2 separate regions of the Homo sapiens genome follow, and region 2 is linked to region 1. A link is a loop called in an ENCODE intact Hi-C map of the cell type or tissue named here. Cell type or tissue: GM12878. All regions are shown on one strand. Region 1 overlaps OPCML (opioid binding protein/cell adhesion molecule like). Region 2 overlaps OPCML (opioid binding protein/cell adhesion molecule like).

Region 1 (4,000 bases):
CTTTTTCTCATCATTGTTATAATGAAAAGACATGGAATGAGACAATGCGATTCAAAGACCTGCTGTAATAATAGAGTCTGGGGATTAGACACTTTAGTTCAATCGTCTCTCTTACAATTGAATAAGCTCTGTTATATCTCTGCCAGCCATTGTCCATCCTCTGCTGATGCCTTGGTTTTCACTAAACTTAGATGCCAGACTTCCTGGGTGTCTCTGGACACCTGGAAGACAGAAGCAGTCCCTCGTGCATTCCTGAGCAAAGAACAGGCAGCTGTGAGGGGGACGAGCGTGGGCTGTGGAAGGAAGGAGGTGGTAACCCTCTAGAGCAGGCATCTCTCCCCAGAGGAACCAACCAACGCGTCATGATACCCACTTCGCAGATGAGGAAACTGGGGCACAGAGAAAGATGACAGCTTGCCAGAACTCATCTTCAGACAGCGCGACTCCAGAGCCTGAGCTGTGAACTTACGTCACCAAAGTACTGTTCCCAATTCTCACTCCAGGGCTCTCTGGCAGCTAAGTGGTGAGTTTAGAAAACTTGACAGAGGAAGTAATAATGTGGTTAGAGGAAAATTTAGAAAAAGCTTTAAGGTGAGGTGTAAAAAGGCTAGTATTGCCAATGAGAATATTTACTCCATAAATGGAAGCTAAAAGCATCTAGTCTCCCAGTGGGAATTTAAGCATCATCGACAAATGTTCTTTTACACTAGCTCTAATCACTACCGCTGAGCTCCTGCTCTGTTCCAGATGCCAGGGGTCTTATATACATTTTATCCAGAGAGTTTTCTACCAACCGTAACAGCTGTGACTATTCCCAATTCATAGCTGATGAAACTGAGATTTGGACCAAAGTCTCATAGATACTAGTAGGTCTGATGTCTCCATAACCTATTCAGAATAAGAAATTTCATTTCTGGAGTTAACTTCTTAATCAAACAGTAATCAAGTGATAATCACCTCCTAAGCACTATGCACCATGCTAGGTACCACAGAACACAGGTAAAGAAATGAAGAACATCTTTGTTCTTATGGATCCTGCAGTCCAGTCGGGGAGAGAGACAAACAGAATACTCCATATTGTGTGATGCAGTCTCTTCATAAGGAGAAGCACTGCTGCTCTGAGAACACACAGGCGGGTCACATAGCTATCTGCAGAGGTGGGTCAGGGAACAAGCAGAGGAAGGACGTGCTAGAAGGTGAAGAAGGCAGTCAGGAAGAAGCTGATTGACAGGACAACATATGCAAAGCCTGAAGGATCAAATGAGGGCAATTGAGCTCTGAAAGCTGGAGGAGCCTCATGTGACTAGGGCATAGCTACGGCATATAAGTGAGTGGTGACAGCTGACACTGGAGCACTGGTTATATTTCCAGCTACCCCACCAGCGCCCAGCACAGTGCTTGCAGCATAGACTGTCAGTGCTTTATAGGGTGAATGTTAGAAAAATAGGTGTTGGTTGGCATCAAGATTCCACTCCTATCTCCAAGTGGCCTGGGCTGATGGTTGTCCAAATTCATCTGACGACCCTAATACTCCCATCTCCATAAGGTCTTGGTACACTTATTTTTGGGTGAACCCAGCTCTGGCTATGACTACATCTGTGGTTGTTGGGAGGCAGGAGGGGAAGATGCCTTTGCACTCAGCCCCGTTTCCAGGAGCCATGCACTAGCTGAGTCTTTTTCTCTAGGTTATAATTGCTCCCTCGAGAAAGGCTGCATAGCATGCTATGGTTTCCTTTTCTCTCTGGGTCTATTTCAGGAACTGGTTTAGAAGTTGTGGGGTTTTTGTTGCTTTTTTTTTTCTTTGAGTGAAAGCACACGTTAAGAAAAAAAGTAAAAAAAAAAAAAAAAAAAAAAAAAAAAAAAAAAAAAAAGACCTCTCTTTCCCATCAGCTCTTTTGACGTTGCTGGGAGACAAAGCAAGCAGTAGCAAGTCTCCAAAATGGGCTTTAAAGAAATATATTTAAAATAAACCTCTAAAGCAGAACGGCATCACTTGACGACATGTTGTACATTCTGATTCTTCTCCTTCTGCTGCAAGAGAAAGGCTTTCTTGGGCCTGTGAAAAGGTAACTGAGAAGAGCCTCATTTAACTCTTAGAGACCATGGGACCACCCATTCCAATGACCTAGACTGAAAAATCAGGCATGGTGCCCAAAAGTTACCCAATACCTCCCATTGCTTCCTCAAGCATCTTCGCATTTTGATCTCCCTTGGTTAGACCTGTGGCTGGCATGTGTCCCCTCACAGGACCCTGAGGAATTAGACAGATATTAGAGGAACAACAAATGAAGACCAGGGAGGTCAAGGTGATGCTGGGACCTAGACAAAGACTTCAGTTCCCCCAGTTCACATGGAACCAATAGGGTCCCTCAACTTCAAGGACTAAAGAGGGCATGAATAATGGGTGCCTCGGTGGTACCCACTGGGAAGTACACATGAGAGAGCTCAGGGGGGTACAGGCTTAAACTTGGATTTAATACGATTTAATTTTTCTTAAGTGGATGTCACACTTTTTCCACATCTGAGTTTTTGGAGCAATATTCACACCCACTCCTCCTTTCCTTTGAAAACATGATCAAGCATGCCAGCGTGGCTCTGAAATGCCTTCCCCTAACAGAAGAGGGCCAGGCCCAGGGAGGAAGGTCAGGCCAGAGGTCATGGGAAAGGAACCCTTGGGAAGAAATGCAGTCCCAGGCCTGGCCAGCCCTAACTCTGGGGCAAGCTCATTTACAGTGGCCCTCACACAGTTCCTCAATTCTGGGTCCTGTCACCTCACAGTCTTAGAAGCAGTCTTCATGGCTTTCTCAGCTGCAGCTTCAAGTGCTCCCAGGCATTATTCCATGTTCCTCTCACAACACACATGAGAGGAGGGGTGGCCAAATATCCTCATCCCATTTATCAATGAGCAAGTGCCAGGCTCAGCCAGTGAAGCCCAGGGTGTAGCTCGAAACCTCCGAGTCCCAGGTTTTTCTATGCAGCTAAGCTGCTTGTGGTGGAAGATCACCTAAGAGCCTTCCTCCACTTCATGAGAAAGTTTTTCTGTTTATTGTCTTTGACTGAACATCATGGATTTGCATGTAAGATAAAAATTAGGGAAGGGAAGTGGCTTCCCCCCACACGTTGACAATCAGGAAACATTTATCACCTCTTGCCCTGAATGTCATGGAGGCAGCTACTTATTTGCCACCCCCTCCAGATCTGTCTATCCATTTACCATGGTGGTAATCAGAGTTCCAAGAGGAAACACGTGGCACATTCAAACGGTCTAATTTGAGGAGAATGCAACACTCTGCAAAAGCAAGGGCAGAATACAAGCAAATCCCAAGGTGTGATGAATGCAGTCTCTGGAACTAGTAACTCCAAAGCACTTTCATCATACTAGGCCTGAAGTAGGAATAATCATGAGAACAGTGACCTGAAAAGAACAATTGGAGAGGCCCACCTAGGAGGGGCTGTGATCTTTAATTGAGGAGCACAGCTGTCCCACAGTGAGGCCAGACTAGGGGAACAAGAGAATCAATACCCAGACCTCACCTTCTCCCTCTAAATGTCTGTCACTGATGTCTATGGGTCAAACCAACTGGAAACCAGAGGGTCAGAGAGCATGTGGCATGGGCACGGTTCACAAAGGTCAGTTTCCTGGGTGCAGAGCACTTTAGAGGTGGATGCAGATGGATATCCAACAGCACCTTAGTCCTCATCATCAACCTCATGATAGCTATTCATCAGAGAGTAGAACCCTACCATCTGAGGGGTTTTTTGAGATGTATTTTCTATGAATGAGAACTTGTCGCATTACCACCAACTCAGCTGATACAGATGAAAAATAGTACACGTATGCCCCTATCCTCTCTTCATACACGCCAATAAACTTTTCCACTGTAGTCTGTTGTTTGTAGTTTGTCACTGCTTTAGCCCTGATTTTGAAAAGGAAAGTGGTAAATGAGATTGGAATCAAGTAGCCAAGAAAGTGTGCCTGGAAGGGGAAGAGAGAGTCTGA
Region 2 (4,000 bases), 140 kb before region 1:
TCTATCTTAAAGCAGAAGTATGATTCGGCACCTTGGGCAGATAAATAGTTGTTTGTTTCCCTAGAGAGGCTGTTTAGTATAACAGGAAGGACTTTGTAGGCGGTGGAATGCAATGTGTTGGAAAGAGTGTACATTTTGGAATTAAAATGACCTTGGCTCCAATCCCAGCTCTGCAATTTACTCGCAGTTTGATTTGGACCAAGTTACAGTGTCTCTGAGCGTCACACTTAGTATTGCTACAGAGTTGTACAGATTAACATTATATTACAGACTTGAGCCTCGGTAATTTTTATCGATGGTGTAAAATGGAAATGATTCAATTTCCCACCTCTGCCACATTCTAGCCATGTGCTCCTGAGCAAGTTTTCTGATCACTCCGAGCCTCAGTTTTCTCACTTGTAAGATGTAGACAATCAAATCCTCCTTGCATATCTACTGTGAAGATTAAGTGAGGTATGTATATAAAGTTCTTAATTTGGTACCTGCATCATAACAGGCACTCACTGAATATATTTTCTTGTCTTTTTGGTATTAAATATAATGGAATTTTATCAAATAATTGTTTTGCTGTGAGCCATGGTAGAATATGACTGCCTTCTGCCTTTTAAATTTTAACTCCCTGACATGGTTTTTCTGTGTCCCTACCCAAATCTCATCTGGAATTGTAGCTCTCACAATTCCCATGTGTCGTGGGAGGGACCCAGTGGGAGGTAATTGAATCATGTGGATGGGTCTTTCCCGTGCTGTTCTCGAGATAGTGAATAAGTCTCATGAGATCTGATGATTTTATAAAGGGCAGTTCTCCTGCACACGCTCTCTTGCCTGCCACCATGTAAGATGTGACTTTGCTCCTCCTTACCTTCTGCATGGTTGGGAGGCCTCCCCAGCCATGTGGAACTGTGAGTCAATTAAACTTCTTTTCTTTATAAATTATCCAGTCTCGGGTATGTCTTTATCAGCAGCATGAGAACAGACTAATATACTCCTTCTCTAGTTCATCCAGTAGGTGCAGTTCCTTCTGTGTGATCTCAGCCTCCCCATCCACTGATGTAACAATGGCCCTGACTATGTTTTTCCCTTTCTCTCTTTCCTAGCCCCAGTCAAGAATTTCTGGCAACCCCTCAAGGCCAGAGTGGACAGCCCTGGATATTCAGACCACATTTCAGGGAACTTCTTACATCCCACTGACTTTTCTGTCTTGACATTAATTTAGAAATCCAGTCACCAAACAGTTGGATAAAACATGTGTCATCTCATGCAACTGATAGAACAGTATCACCATTCAAGAGCTCTGATAAATAACTGAAAGGGACATTTCCATAAACATTCTTATTCTGTTCCTAACTGCAAGAGGATATTAGGTTGTTAGCATAAAATTTGCCTATTCAGCTTTCTGAGTCTACTTTATGAGGAGAAAACTGATTTTCTTTTTAGATACAAATATATTAAAGTTCACAATTAATTTAGATAACACCATGTGAGCTGATAATAAAATGTCTAGCAATTAAATAATGAATGCTAGGAAGCCATAGTCATCAGAGATAATCAGAATACACCTTTATTTTAATGATGTAAAATCAGTGTGTTTTCATATGATTTAATTATAGATTGACAGGAAAAAGTGCAAAACCATAGATTAACAATTTAAGGTAATGCATACACTAGAAACTGTTTCCAAAACTGTGATTAGTACTGAGCAAGTTAAATTCATCATCTTATAAAAGAGAATTTATAGATTTCAAATATAATAGCTTAGCATGAATAGAGATAGAAGACCTTTGAGTACGATATGAGTAGATAATTTTTCCTATAACATAGAATGAAGTGAAACTGCTAAGTAATGCACACATTTCTCTGAAGGCAGGTTTTGCCCATCATACTGTTTAGGCTTATAGTAGAAAACACTGGTCCCGAGGACTTACATCCATTGTAAAATGCAGACCCAACTATATCATGTTTTTGCACAATTCTAGGGGTACCTCTTTGATGTGTGCTCCAGGACAGCTGGTGGCCCTGGATCTAACAATATTCCACCTGTTCATAGAGACAATAAGATCTACAGGTTCAGATGGGGAGTCTGAGATGCAACAAAGACTCTTCAAGTTCTTCAATTAGGAAAGCCTCTTTATGTCTAAGAGTGATGCTACACTTCTCTGGGAAGAAGGGCATCTCTGAGCTCTAAATGCTTTATGTATCTGGCATTTTAAATAATACCACCAAATATGGGAGCCACTGAATTGATGAAATCACAAACTGGAAATTCCCCGAGAGTGAAACAAACAAACAAACAAACTTGGGTTCTGACATTCTGCAGAAAGCAGGTGTATATGACTGAACAGGGAGAAGGGACTTTCCTCAAAGAACCTCAGAGCCACAAGGTGCTTCTTTTCAGAGGAACATAGAACAGTTACTCTGGGGATTTCACGGACACCTTCTCACTCACTGATCTGGTCACATTCTGTACCCTAGTAGGCAGCCCAGATTTTCACATTGACATAGACTGAACTTTATTACTCATTTATTGACACAGACTGAACTTTATTACTCATGTTTTTTCTTTTTCTGGTTGAAAAAATGATGAACACTGTGAATTTCACTTAAAGCCACCTGCTACCCATTTCAGGCAATGGTAAAAACTAACATCAACAGGCTAGACAAAGTAGCCATGGGAGCTGAATTTCATTCCAGAAATGGACAATATCGTTAACATGCACTAAGAGCAGCAAACCATCTCTCTAACTAGGGAAGCATTATCGATAAGATTACCTTTCTGTAAGAGCAAGAAGAATATCCCATCATTTACTGCAGAAGAGAGTATTGTGCAAAGGTTTGGGCTAACCTCAGCACCCCTGTAGTTAAAGATCTTCATGATAATGAAAGAAATGAATAAAAAGAAAATGCTTCCAAGAGGTGTGATTTTATACATTTTATTCTCGTAGCTAGATAACTATGAGATATAACTTCAAAATACAAGAAGGCTTAAATAAAAGATGATACTTGGGAGCTCCTGCATGCCGACATTGGAATCTAATTCTCACATTTTAGTCTCCTGTCCTATTCATGTGGAGGTGCTAAGAATGACAGCAAAGACACCAAGAACTGATTACTTGCTACTCTGTTAATTTTTATGTTTAATTTCAAGTTTTGTGTTGTGTTTGTGTTGGATTGATTGATTGATTAATAGAAAACAGAGAGCAAACCTATTCTCTGGGCCCCATTCAGCACACTGTGGAGTTCTTGATACACTGCAAAATTCCCAGTGTTTTCTTCATGTGTCCTCACTCTATAAGCTTTAGCTAGATGGGAAATTATTCTGCTAGGGAGCTTTAAAATATCACACAGTTGGGACAAAGAAAAAAAAAACCATCTCTTTGTTCATCTGGAAAATGAGAAGGCTAGACAAATGATCCCTCTGGTCTCCTCCAAGTCTTAAATTCTCTATTTCTCTGATGCTTGGAGACATATAAGGGATTGTTTTAGGAAAGAAATACTAAGTACCAATGACATTTTTTGGCTTCCATTTAAAATAGATATCAAATACCTGTTTATGCTTTCAGATGTGTGCATTCCCATAGCAATTTCTTGTTCAATTCAACATGGAGGTACACTGGCTGACAGAGTGGAAACACTGTAAACAGGTGGTTTTCGTGGTTTATATTTTAACACTGAAAGGACTCAAAGAACCTCAGACAGCCAGGAATAGGAGAAAATATTTCCCTCCAATTAAATTGTTCCTATATATCCTAACATGCTTGCGACACGTGTGACTCATTCCAAGTCCAGAATCGTAGGTATGAGACAGTGAAAAGGACACTCTGCTTCCACCTGATATAGTCTCTGCTGTGCTACCAAGTTTACAGAAGAAGTATACAAGGCCCAGAGAGATTCACAGGGACGTTAGCCTGAGGAAGCTGTTGATTAAAATCAAGGCTACTGTGTCCTCGTTAAGGTCTGTGTATAGGATTCTGAATTGCTCCTTGAAGTAAATGCACCAATTCGA

What was found. Hi-C counts contacts between places; a loop is a spot of excess contacts. Peaks named below come from ENCODE experiments on the same cell type or tissue, not always from the same donor. Only the 100,000 strongest peaks of a DNase experiment are listed, where the experiment ranks them.
Region 2: it touches region 1 in a loop (3-fold over the local background); 1 of 110 quality-filtered maps calls a loop at or near these places.

What each region holds. Positions count from the first base shown.
Region 1 is chr11:133,408,803-133,412,802 of GRCh38, forward strand. The region is part of intron 1 of OPCML (opioid binding protein/cell adhesion molecule like); the gene reads right to left. Among named protein-coding and RNA genes, the nearest start is that of OPCML-IT1, 45 kb to the left of the region's middle. RefSeq lists a silencer at 1,613-1,742. In GM12878, no CTCF peak of the experiment used is centred here; DNase peaks (open chromatin) are centred at 1,235 and 1,669; H3K27ac peaks cover 407 bases.
Region 2 is chr11:133,267,015-133,271,014 of GRCh38, forward strand. All of the region lies in intron 1 of OPCML (opioid binding protein/cell adhesion molecule like), which reads right to left. It overlaps LOC124902796 (a long non-coding RNA gene), which reads right to left. Exons shown (of 2, transcript XR_007062959.1): 2 at 1-4,000. Among named protein-coding and RNA genes, the nearest start is that of OPCML-IT1, 97 kb to the right of the region's middle. RefSeq lists an enhancer at 2,181-2,470. In GM12878, no CTCF peak of the experiment used is centred here; a DNase peak (open chromatin) is centred at 2,407; H3K27ac peaks cover 2,467 bases.